Regions from separate parts of the Homo sapiens genome. Here region 1 is linked to region 2. A link is an interaction called in ENCODE POLR2A ChIA-PET data of the cell type or tissue named here. Cell type or tissue: K562. All regions are shown on one strand. Links, peaks and the distances in the headings refer to the core of each region. The heading gives the core; the rest is flanking DNA.

The links. ChIA-PET counts read pairs that join two places held together with the same protein. Peaks named below come from ENCODE experiments on the same cell type or tissue, not always from the same donor. Only the 100,000 strongest peaks of a DNase experiment are listed, where the experiment ranks them.
Region 1: POLR2A ChIA-PET joins it to region 2 with 5 read pairs; 4 of 35 experiments call an interaction of 5 or more read pairs at or near these places.

The regions. Positions count from the first base shown.
Region 1 is chr15:101,314,044-101,319,417 of GRCh38, forward strand. It overlaps PCSK6 (proprotein convertase subtilisin/kexin type 6), which reads right to left. Exons shown (of 22, transcript NM_002570.5): 19 at 4,276-4,379. Among named protein-coding and RNA genes, the nearest start is that of PCSK6-AS1, 18 kb to the right of the region's middle. In K562, for the core only: no CTCF peak of the experiment used is centred there; no DNase peak of the experiment used is centred there; H3K27me3 peaks cover 2,283 bases.
Region 2 is chr15:101,475,784-101,481,157 of GRCh38, forward strand. The region is part of intron 1 of PCSK6 (proprotein convertase subtilisin/kexin type 6); the gene reads right to left. It overlaps LOC124903566, which reads right to left. Exons shown (of 2, transcript XM_047433427.1): 2 at 1-5,374. The coding sequence starts at 4,184. The coding sequence ends at 3,279. Among named protein-coding and RNA genes, the nearest start is that of PCSK6, 11 kb to the right of the region's middle. In K562, for the core only: no CTCF peak of the experiment used is centred there; a DNase peak (open chromatin) is centred at 2,168; H3K27me3 peaks cover 1,521 bases.

The DNA of each region.
Region 1 (5,374 bases), core at 212-5,211, 160 kb before region 2:
GAACGCTGTAGAAGATGACGGGGGAAGATGAAAGAAGAGATCTTTGGGAATGGTGTTGACAGGTGTTTGGTGTGTACAGCCAGGGCGTTTTCAACAACAGAGAAACAAATGCCTAAGACTAAGGGTTTATAGGGCAGGGAGGAGAGACTCGAAGACACAACAGTTCTGAGCAAAGGGCCACGAGTCATGGAGGAAAACCTTCAGGTTGGCTCAGGGTCCGAGGAGGACCTGTCGACCTGGGTCAGATGTTGGACTAGTTGACTAGATAGCACCTCCTCTGGGCCAGGTGTCTCCAGGGAGCAACTGATGGGACGTCAGAGAGGGGCAGTGAAGTAGTCACTGACTGACAGCGGAGAGGGTTACAGGCAGGGAGGAGATTATCTCAGGGGCTCTATGATAATCACAATGCCCAGGTAAACCTCCTCACAGCTGCTTCAGTTCGATTGTGGTCGCAGATCGAGGCCTTGCAGTCTGCTCTGGACTCAGATGGGGCCTCTCGCTGCATCAAGGGAAAATCCCTTTGCAGAGGTTCCGGAGCCTGGAGGGCTCAAGCACAAGGCCCTGGGCTCTGGGGCTGGCTTCACACCTCAGAACCACAGCCGTAAGCCTGGGAGGGAATTCTGAGCTCCTGCAGGAGAAGCTCCTCCTTGGAGAGTCAGGAAGAGTGAAGCCGAGAAGGCCACAGGGTTTTGAGCAGGAGGCAGATGTAGGGACCTCAAGGGGCCTCTTGAGGACCACCGTCTTCATGGCAGGTGTCTCCCTCTCTTCCTGAGGTGCGGTGGAAGAGCTGTGCCCCGGGGGCGGGACTCTGTCTGGTTTATGTTGTTCTGGAGCAGAGGCTGCTCGTATGCTTTGGCCAATGCCGCCCCTCCCCATCACTGGTCTCTGGGAGCATCTGGTGGGTGGGTCTCATACACCAGGCGGGGTGCCACTCTGAGTGGGGTTTGGGAGCTGTTCAGGGCCTGCCGTTGTACCTCTCACGCCTCACCTGCTGAACCCGTCTTCCCCACTATCCTTCCTCCAGCACCAGGGTCCTTAACACCTGTGGAGCCTCCCAAGTGGGAAAGAAAGCTCATTCTTGTTTGTACTTAAGTTTCATGCTCAATGTATTAAGCTTCAAAGTTGTTAAAACACATTTATTTGGAGGTGGTGGCGATGGTGGCACACAAATGTAAATTCACTTAATGCCACCGAACTGTATGCCTAAAAATAGTCAAGATGGTACATTTTATGTGATGTGTATTTTACCGCAATAAAAAAGCTGTTAAAGTGGGTTGATTTTCTAAGCGACCTATTTTCTCAACTACTAAAAAATATGAATTTCATAACTCAGTGAAAGTCTTTTAAGGATTCCATTAAGTCGCAAGTCTCTATAGACTTTGAACACTTTAAAAGCACCCACAATCATAGCAATAAGAGCAGAACGGGCTGTGCTTATACAGGACCTGCTATGTTGTTTGCGGGGCCCAGTATAAAGTGAAAACATGGAGCCTTTGTTCAGAAAGCTGGAAGAATGTGCCACGACAGGGACTAAAACAGAAAGCGTTTTCCTTTCTTTTGAATCTCTCTTGGTCTGTTGTGGTGTTTCTCATTTGCTGTTTCAAGTAGTGCCGTCTCAGGCACAGGACGCTCATGCTTGAGGGCTGACCGTCACAGGTGCTTGGGGCACTGCCCCGCAACTTGGTATGTGTGTGCCCTGCAGGCTGTCAGCTGCTAATCCACATGCCATGCCCCAGGTGGGTAAGTCGCGTCCCACGGGGCCACTGCATTAACCCAGCTGTGCCAGCAGCCCCGAAGGATTACAACCTCCATGCCAGGACACACGGGGCACCTGGACTCAGGAGGATGAGAGGCTCATCTCGATCGAGTTGCCTGCCAAGTGCACTGGGGCACTGTGAGCCAAGGGTGGGGACAGATTCCGCCATGCCCTACCCCAAGCACTCATGCCTGACTCCGACCCTCCCCACGACTGTGCCCAGGCCCCTGGGTGGGTGGTGGACAGCAGTGGTCACTGAATGGGAACAGGGAGGGGAATGCCAGGTGGGCCTGGGTCTCCAGGGCACAGGAAGTAGGCAGCTGAGAACAGCTGCCTCCAATGAGGTCCACACCTGACATGGAACAAGAAGCCTCCAGTGACTCAGAGGAGGAAAATGAGGTCTCTCTCCCAAGAGGCTGCCAGGGGATAGATGTACACGTTCCCAGGAGCTTAGAAAGAACCCCAGGCCAGAGGGCATGGGGCGCAGGGGAGACCCCCAGAGCTGTGGACCTGCTCACCAATGAATTTAATAGCTGAAGTGATGGAGAAGTCACTGGTTTGAGATGAGAATTCCAAGGGACTCTATAAAGCTTTTTGCCATCAGGCAATCTGGGGACTCAAAGAAAGAAAAGTGAATTATTGAAATCAAAGAGTTGCAAAACTGTATGCCTGAATGTTATGGATTCAAGTGACTACGAAATTTAAATAAGCAACATCAGTGATGCTGCCTAATCCATCTGGGCTAAATAAGTCAAAGAAATAATAAAAATAATAGACAAAAAGGCGACAGGCAAACTGCTGGGGAAATCTGCTGAGCTGCCAGCGGGTGGAACCCATCCAGATGCTGAGCACTGTGGCCTTGAGGGCTGCCCCAGGAGGGAACTGAGGAGGACATGTCTCCCCTGGGTGGTCTGAGGTCAGCCTGGCAATCATAGGAGGACACTGGCCTTGGCCACAGCCTTGTTCATCAGGCCTGTCTATTCCAGGACATACGGCAGGGAGCTGCATGGGGTGCTCATGGCCGGCCACGTGGGGAGGGGTGTGCCCATTCTGCAGGATTTCTGAGGCACAGTAGTATCATGGAAACTGGTTTAGCAGAGACTTAATTCTGTTTTTTTTTTTTTTTTTTTGACAGAGTCTTACTCTGTCGCCCAGGCTGAAGTATGTAGGGGTGTGATCTCAGCTCCTTGCAACCTCCACCTCCCGGTTTCAAGCAATTTTCATGTCTCAACCTCCCCAGTAGCTGGGATTACAGGCGCCTGCCACCAAACCTGGCTAATTTTTGTATTTTTAGTAGAGATGGGGTTTCACCATGTTGGCCAGGCTGGTCTTGAACTCCTGACCTCAGGTGATCCACCCGCCTTGGCCTCCCAAAGTGCCGGGATTACAGGCATGAACCACTGTGCCCGGCCAGTAGAGACTTAATTCTTAAAGTATTACTGCAGAAAAAGCTCATATGATGTGAGTTTCTTAGAAAGGACCAAAGTACCAAGGACAGGAAGGAGAGAGGAGAAAACTTAACCCAAAACATATCCGAGCCCACAGACTGATGGTGCACTTCAACTTACTGTGCAAATAGCTCTGCAAAACAAAATCCAATAAAATGAATGAATTCTCTGCTATTCTGCATAAAAACTGTGCCTGGGAGACATCTGTGCCATCATCTTTGTGGGCAATTATAATACATGTAAAATTGTTTATAGAATTCTTTTCCTCTTTGAAAAAATGTTCAAAATAAGTGAAGATAGGCACAAAGAACTAAGGCTATGTTTGAAAACATCCCCATCCCCACCTGGATCCATTCCCGCCTCTCCCAAAGCCCTCTCAATGTTTATGGTGTTGTGTTTCTGTCCGCGCCGTTCCACAGCAAGAGCTGAGCTCTGAGACAAGATGGCTTATGAGTGGTGAGCATCTCTTATCCCTTTCCCCATCTGAAATAAGCCACTGCCTGGCTGGGTTTCTAATGAGAACCTCAGGCTGCGTGTTCAAAGTGGGCCTTTGCATTGTTTTGGGATTTTGTTTCAAATTTAAAAACATGGTTTTAAAAAAAATTTCCAACAAAACGTTTTCCTTTTGTGGAGAACGGGGTCTCACAGCTTTGCTGCCCAGGCTGGTCCTGAGTTCCTGGGCTCGAGCTGTCCTCCCATCTCTGCCTCTCTAAGTGCTGGGGTTATAGGCATGAGCCACTGCAATGTACATAAAATCTACCATCTCAGCCATTTTTAAGTACACAGTTCAGCAGCATTAAGTACATTCACACTGTTATGTAACCATTGCCAGCATCTATCCTTAGAACAATTGTCATTTCTCAAGTTGAGACTCTGTAACCATTAAACATTAAATCCCCACTCTCCCGGCCCCCAGTCCCTGGTAGGGCCTTTGTACCTTGTTTTGCCCTTGCATTTTAATGCTGCAATAAATGCAGAAGCCCACGAAGTCCTAGGGCTTTCTCGGGTTCAAGGCAGCTAGCCTACGCTTGGGTGACGCTGGCCCGAGGCCTCCGCAGGCGGTGAACTCACCCACGCAGGTTCCGCAGGTGTGATGGCATTCCCCACATCTGATCAGCTCTGAGTCAAAGTAGGTGCCTGGCTCACAGTCAGGAATGCAGCTGCCCCGTGCAAGGCTGTTGAAAAGAAAGAGGCAGATTTCCACATCCATTCCAAAAGTCTAATTATGACTTGCCCTCTAGCACCTTTCCCAAGAGGAGATGTAAGTGGCTGAGGCACAGTTCTTTGTGTCACCGAAAGTTCTCAGCTAAGGAAAGTCGGGAAAGCCATCCCGCAGTCCGCTGGGGGCCCAGCAGGAAGGGGTACAAGGCCCTGGGAAGCAAAGCTCCCATCACCAGGCAGCAGGCGCCAGGCTCCGTCCTTGACCCAGTGATAGCTTTTTCTTACTGTCATTTCTCCAACTCGAATCCAAACCCCATGAAGAGAAGTGGAGCTGTGTGGGTCATCACTGGTGGCACGCTAGCTCAGTCTCAGTGTCAAGTCCCTCTTGAAGTGTTGGCATTTATGGCGTGTGACGGGGCTGTCGGCTACAAGGCTGGCCCTGAACCCCAACCCGCTCTTGCCTCTCTTGCTTGAAACCTTGGAACCTTCTGCAGCTTCGCAATGAACTTGAAATAAGACGCCCTCTGGAGCCCCAGCAGGCCTGTCAGATGCAGCCCCTACCTTCCTCTTTCGCCCCATTTGTGCCCTCACTTCACTCCAGCCAGCCGAGTGCTGGACAGAGACACAGATGCTGAGCTAGACCACCCACGTGGATGGCTTCTGCCACCTTCCCAGTGTTCGACCCCAAGCAAGCCAGCCAGCCCCTCTACATCTGTTTCCCTTCCTGTTAATTGGTTTCTACATCATAAAGTTGCTTGGAGGACTCAATGAGCTAATACCCATAAACATTTCAGTGTCTGGCACACAGCAGTGTGAATCAATATCACCTACTATTATCTCTTTAGTTCCTGAGATTATACTGTGTACAGTCTGTGACGTACATGTTCTAGATGGGTTTGCCATACTGAGCAAGGGCTCTGGGGTGCATCTGTCAGACCCGGAGACTCCTGCTATGACACTGGGATTTATAATAAGAAATATGTGAAGAGAAAAAGAAAAAAAAAAGGAA
Region 2 (5,374 bases), core at 99-5,098:
CTGGCCAAGCAACATTTAACTTGAATAACAATGAGGGAAAAGAAGCATATTAAAACAACCACCAGATCTCATTTGTCACCTATAAGAACTGGCAAATATGACAATTGGTCATCACTACACAAAATCGGTGGGGCCCACACACACTTCTGGGGGCAGTGTCAACTGGCACTATCTGTTGGGAGAGCCATGGCCAACATCTAACACAATGTAACTTGCACACATACATTGACTCAGCAGGTCCCCTCTCTGGAGTCAGACTATTCGGGTTCAAATCTTGGCTCTGGCACCTACAAGTTGTGTAACTGGGAAAAAGTTACTTAACCTCTCTGTGCTTTTGTTTCCACATCTGTAAAATGAGGGTAATAATAACACCTACCCCATAGAGTTTCTAAGATTAAATGAGTCAATACAAGGAAAGCACATGAAAAGTTACTTGGTACACAGTAAGGGCCAGCAATCACCATTTATTATTATAACTAGTATTTGTTTTGTTCTTATGGATCCTACAGAAATTCTCACAAGTGCAGAGTCATGAATAAGGATAACCACTGCAACACTGCTTATAACAGAAAAAAACTGGAGGCAAATCAAAGGAACATTCACAGGTGTGGTATAACAAAACATGTTGCATCTCTAAAATGCCATAAAACTATTTAAAAAGAATGAGGTAGGTCTCTATGTACGAGCATGGGAAGATTCCCAAGACGTCCCACTGTTAGTGAAGAAAACCTAGGTAGGTCCAAAAAAAAAAACATGTTTAGTGTGATTCCATTTATATTAAAAAAAAAAAAAACAACAAAAATTCTTTTTGTGTGTATATGCGCACGTATCTGTCTGTTAAGGCACAGAAACAGGACACATATACTAATGTGTGAACAGTGGTGACATCTCAGGGAAGGAGTAAATCAGGGATCGGATGAGGGGAGGAAGGAGATTTTGGATTTTGCTTTGTACACCTGCACTGTGTGAATTCTTTACAATGGGGGAGCATTTATATAATACTCTAAATTTATAAATTTATATGCAATGTATAATTTTTTAAATAAAAATGCTCGATAAAATCCTAATGAGTTGAACTGAACAGATGTTACCAAGTGTGGACCCTCTGCAAGGCTGGTGATGCCGGACGGGAGATGCAGGTAGGTGGGATGAGACGCCATAACCAGGGACCCAGGGCATGTGGGGCGGGGAAGCAGCGCAGTGGCAGAGCCTCTTCCACCTCCCTGCACGGTCCTGACCTTCCACAGCAGCTGCAGCACTATCCACCTCCCCACGCAGTGATAAAGAACTCACTGACCTAAACGTCAGGAAAGAATGACACAAATGATGGGCCAGCTACGCCAAGGTACACTGAGCAGCCATTACAAGTTACGCCATAGAAGACTTATTGACGTGGGAGGTACAAGTTGCAAAAGTAGACAATCCTATTTGTATAAGACATTGGTGAATATATGTGTGTGCGTGTGTGTGTGTGTCTGTGTGTCTGTGTGTGTGTGCATGCATACCTACACAGGTTGAATATCCCTAACCTGAAAATCTAAAATACTCCAAAATCCAACAGGACACTCAAAGCATTTCCAATTTCAGATTTTCAGGTTAGAGATGCTCAACAAGTGAACATAACACAAATATTTCAAAATCTAAAATAATTGGAACTCCAAAACATTTCTTTTCCCAAGCATCTCAGATACAGGATATTCAACCTGCATATGAGTGTGCACGCACACACTCAGACACAGAATCACAAAACAAAAAGTCATGGCCCAAAGTGTCAACAGTGATTATTTTGGGGTGGTGGGACTATGGGTGATTTTTATGGTTTTCTTGTTCTTTTCTGTATTGCAAAAATATTCTGTATCCACATATCCTTTCTGTATTATACTGAGAGGAATCAAGTAGTGTAAACAGTCTTATAACCAGGCCATGCTACCCTCTATGCAACTGTGGGTCCCCCTCCAGCCTCTTCTCTCCTCTTGGGATCTGGTTCTACTGTGTTCCACTTGCCTCCCAGCAGGCAGGAAACACAGGGTTCTGGTAGGCAGAAAGGAGGGTATCCAAGAAAGGTTCCCTGACCTTCAGACTCTTAGACTCTACATCAAGAATGTTGCCTTCATTCCTGCATAGATAAGCCTTTGAACTGAGCTCCAGGCCAGAGCCCTGATAAGGAGGGGAGGATCCCATAGTACAGGAGGACTTCTTCACAGGTCCCTTCTGCCCCAACCCTCCATCTGCCTGGACTGCACCCCTCTGCCCTAGCCACTTAGAAAGCCCCAAGCCAAGCTCCGTGGCGGCTCACATGCCACCTGCTCCTTGTAGCCTTTCCTAATAGACACAGACTCTGTCTATGAGGAAGGCCTGGAATGCAAGTTGCCCAGGTTGAAAGCCTTGCTCTGACCCTTACTACTATAGCAGGTTACTCAGCCTCTGTGGGTCTCAGTTTGCTCATCTGTGTAATGGGATTAATAGTACGGTTCTGGGGGCAATCATCAGCAGTGCCTGGCAGACAGCCAAGACTGACATAGGAGTGGCTGGCGGCAGTCATGGTGGGGTACTGGAATCCGAGGACCCAGTTGCTATTCTAAGGACAGTCACGTGTGGGGACAGAGAGGCTGAGTACAGGCACGAGCCAGACTGCTTCTTTACAGAAAATAAACCTTCCACAGGACAGGCTCCACCAAGGCCGCAGGACACACCCATGCCTCCTGTCCTCAGTCCTCCTTCCCACTTTCCCTCCCTCCCTCTTCTGTGGCTTCCCCGGTCCTCTTTTTCTGGCTTCCTTTCCTCTTGTTCTTCTGCCCACCAAGGAGCAAGATGCTCGTTCTGAGCTTCAGAGAACACCAGGCTAGGATGCTAGGTGTGTCCAGACTTGCCGGTTCTGCCTCGGAGTAGCCACGTGGCACAGATGACTGAACATCTGCCTTGGCCTTGAGAGCAGAGTCCCTGCAGGTGACACTGGAATCACTCAGCAAGACTCAGTCCCAGGAAACACAGAACCCAAAAGCAAGGTACCAAGAGATGTCAAAGGGTGGAAAGCATAAGCGATATTTGACTATACAGAAACATCACAAATATTTGCTGCTCACAAACCTGCTAGAGCTCAGCAGAAGTGAAGATAACAAGGTCAGCATTTTCTCCATACTCACGCTTAAGGATGATTTGCCTTTGGTGAATGGAATCAGGACATCACAGGTCCTGATATAAAAAATTCTAACAATTTCTCATTCACTAAACCTTCTCAGTGCCAGGAACTGCACTAGGGCCTCAGGAAGCAAAATGAGTCACGTAAAGACGCAGACTATGAGACGCTGTGGTCCAGAGGGTCTAGCGGGGAGAGAGACACCCCGCACGCCATGGCCGAGCCCCTCCGTGGAGCTCGGAGAGGACAGGGCTGCAGGCAGGTCAGGAAGCAGCACTTTGGCTAATGCCAAAGAAGGGCAGGGCCCGGGTAGACCACACAAGGAAGGGGCCCCCAGGTTAAAACGACAGCAACAGATAGGTGCAGAAGAAAGAAAAAGCATATGGAAAGTGTCCTGAATGTCAAAGGCCCGGACTTCATGAAGATGCGTGTGGTAAAAGTGAAGGGTTCTGGGTGAGCACAGAGCAGTGGGGCTCTGAAGAATCCTACGGATGGCCGTGTGGGAAATGGCCTGGAAGGGAGGCAGGGAAGCCAGTGAGGCAGTCACCAGGACACTCACCACCAGTGAGAGTATGAGTGAGCAGGCCCGGCCTCGGCTGTGGCCATGGGCTGGGTGGCAGGGGAGAAAGACCCAGAGGCTGGTCGGACAGGGCTGTGGTCGGTGCATGCAGAGGCTGGTGGGAGGAATCCAGAGAGACATCTGGTTTCCCATCTGGAGGACGGGGTACAAGATAGGTGAGCAGAACGGTGTGGGGCACAGGAGCACCTCCATGCAGCCTTCTACTAGACAGGGAACAGCAGGCCTGACCTCTGGTGGGAGGGCCCTTATCCAACACGAGGCAGCCCCTCCCTTCCCCTCCACCACCTTCCCAGATCTCCACCCAGGGAAGAGTCCGGCAATGATCAGGGAGGTGAACTTGGGCCTTTTGAAGGCAAGAAGGAAGCTCTTGTAAGTGACCACTGCTGGGGTCCTCCCAGGGGGACAGTCCAGGAAGGGGGACAGGACCTTCTTAGACTGTCCGCCTGTGGCAAGCCCAGCAGTGGTCATCTCAAGGTGATCTGCTTAAATGATCACAGGAGATATGTCTGAGAGTTGTCATCAGGGTGTTTGAAACCAAAGCGGGAAAGTCTGGAAGTCCAGGTTCCTTGCAGGAACGTGAGTGATGCCATTACCCACTGATGGATTCCCCCCAGGGCGGTCTGGCTGATCACTCAGAGCTTCGGTAGTCTGCTCCATTTGGGCTGTTTCTGCCCACTCTCACTGAGAAGATGGATTTTCCCAACAAGGACTCTAGAAGTGATGGATGCTGGCCGGTGGCAGAAATACAAGAGCCCCCGAGGAAGATTAGAGAACTAACAGTGACAGCCTCTTCCCAGCCCAATTCAGTAAATGGGTCCATGTGCGGCTGGGCAGAGCCACAGGTCGGGCGTGGCTGCGGGGCCCTGTGGAGCGCAGCTTGTTTATGCCCAAGCAGCCAAGGCAAGACAATGAGACTTTCTTCCTTTCCACGGTGCCCCTGTCTTGACACTGAGGGCATTGATGGGCTGGTTGCCATGGGAACCCTAGGCTGCTGATCCCATCCCATGGAGCGTGAGGCTCCTGACAGCTGATGGCTATTCATCCCCCTTCCTTGCAGGACTAGACAGGGGGCCTTGCGCCTGCTGCTGGGTCCTCCAGATGCTCAAAGGGCAGAGGCACAAGGACATCAGGAAAAACCACAGCTTGATGGGATGATGGGACCCGCAGGGTGTGAAGCATCCACAGTGAGCTCCAGGGCACCAGTGGGGCCTCCAGGGCACTAGTGGGGCCTTCAGGGGACACAGGGCTCTCAGATCAGTGTGGAGCTGACCTGGCCAAGAGGCAAACTACAGCATCACAAAGAGGGTGTCCTCATGTACAAGTACGTACGTGGCAGGGCCTATCGAGTGACTCCAAAAAGCAAACGATTGGGATGAGAAAGCGATGGTGGGGGTGGTTCAATAAATGACACTTAAACAAAGCGCAGGTGCCTGGCCTTGGTCCCTCACAAAGACTCATAACCAAGAGTCTCTTAAGACTCTTGCAAGGCAGGGGCCACATTTTCTTATCTCTAAGTGCCCAGGCCAGTGAGAGCACACAGCAATACTCGCTGAATAAATGAACGCACGTCTGCCGGCCACCACAGAGGTGGCAGAATCGGAACTAACCTTAGAGAGCAGCCAGAGGCCTAACTTTGGGCTGACTCACCCAGGAAGCCC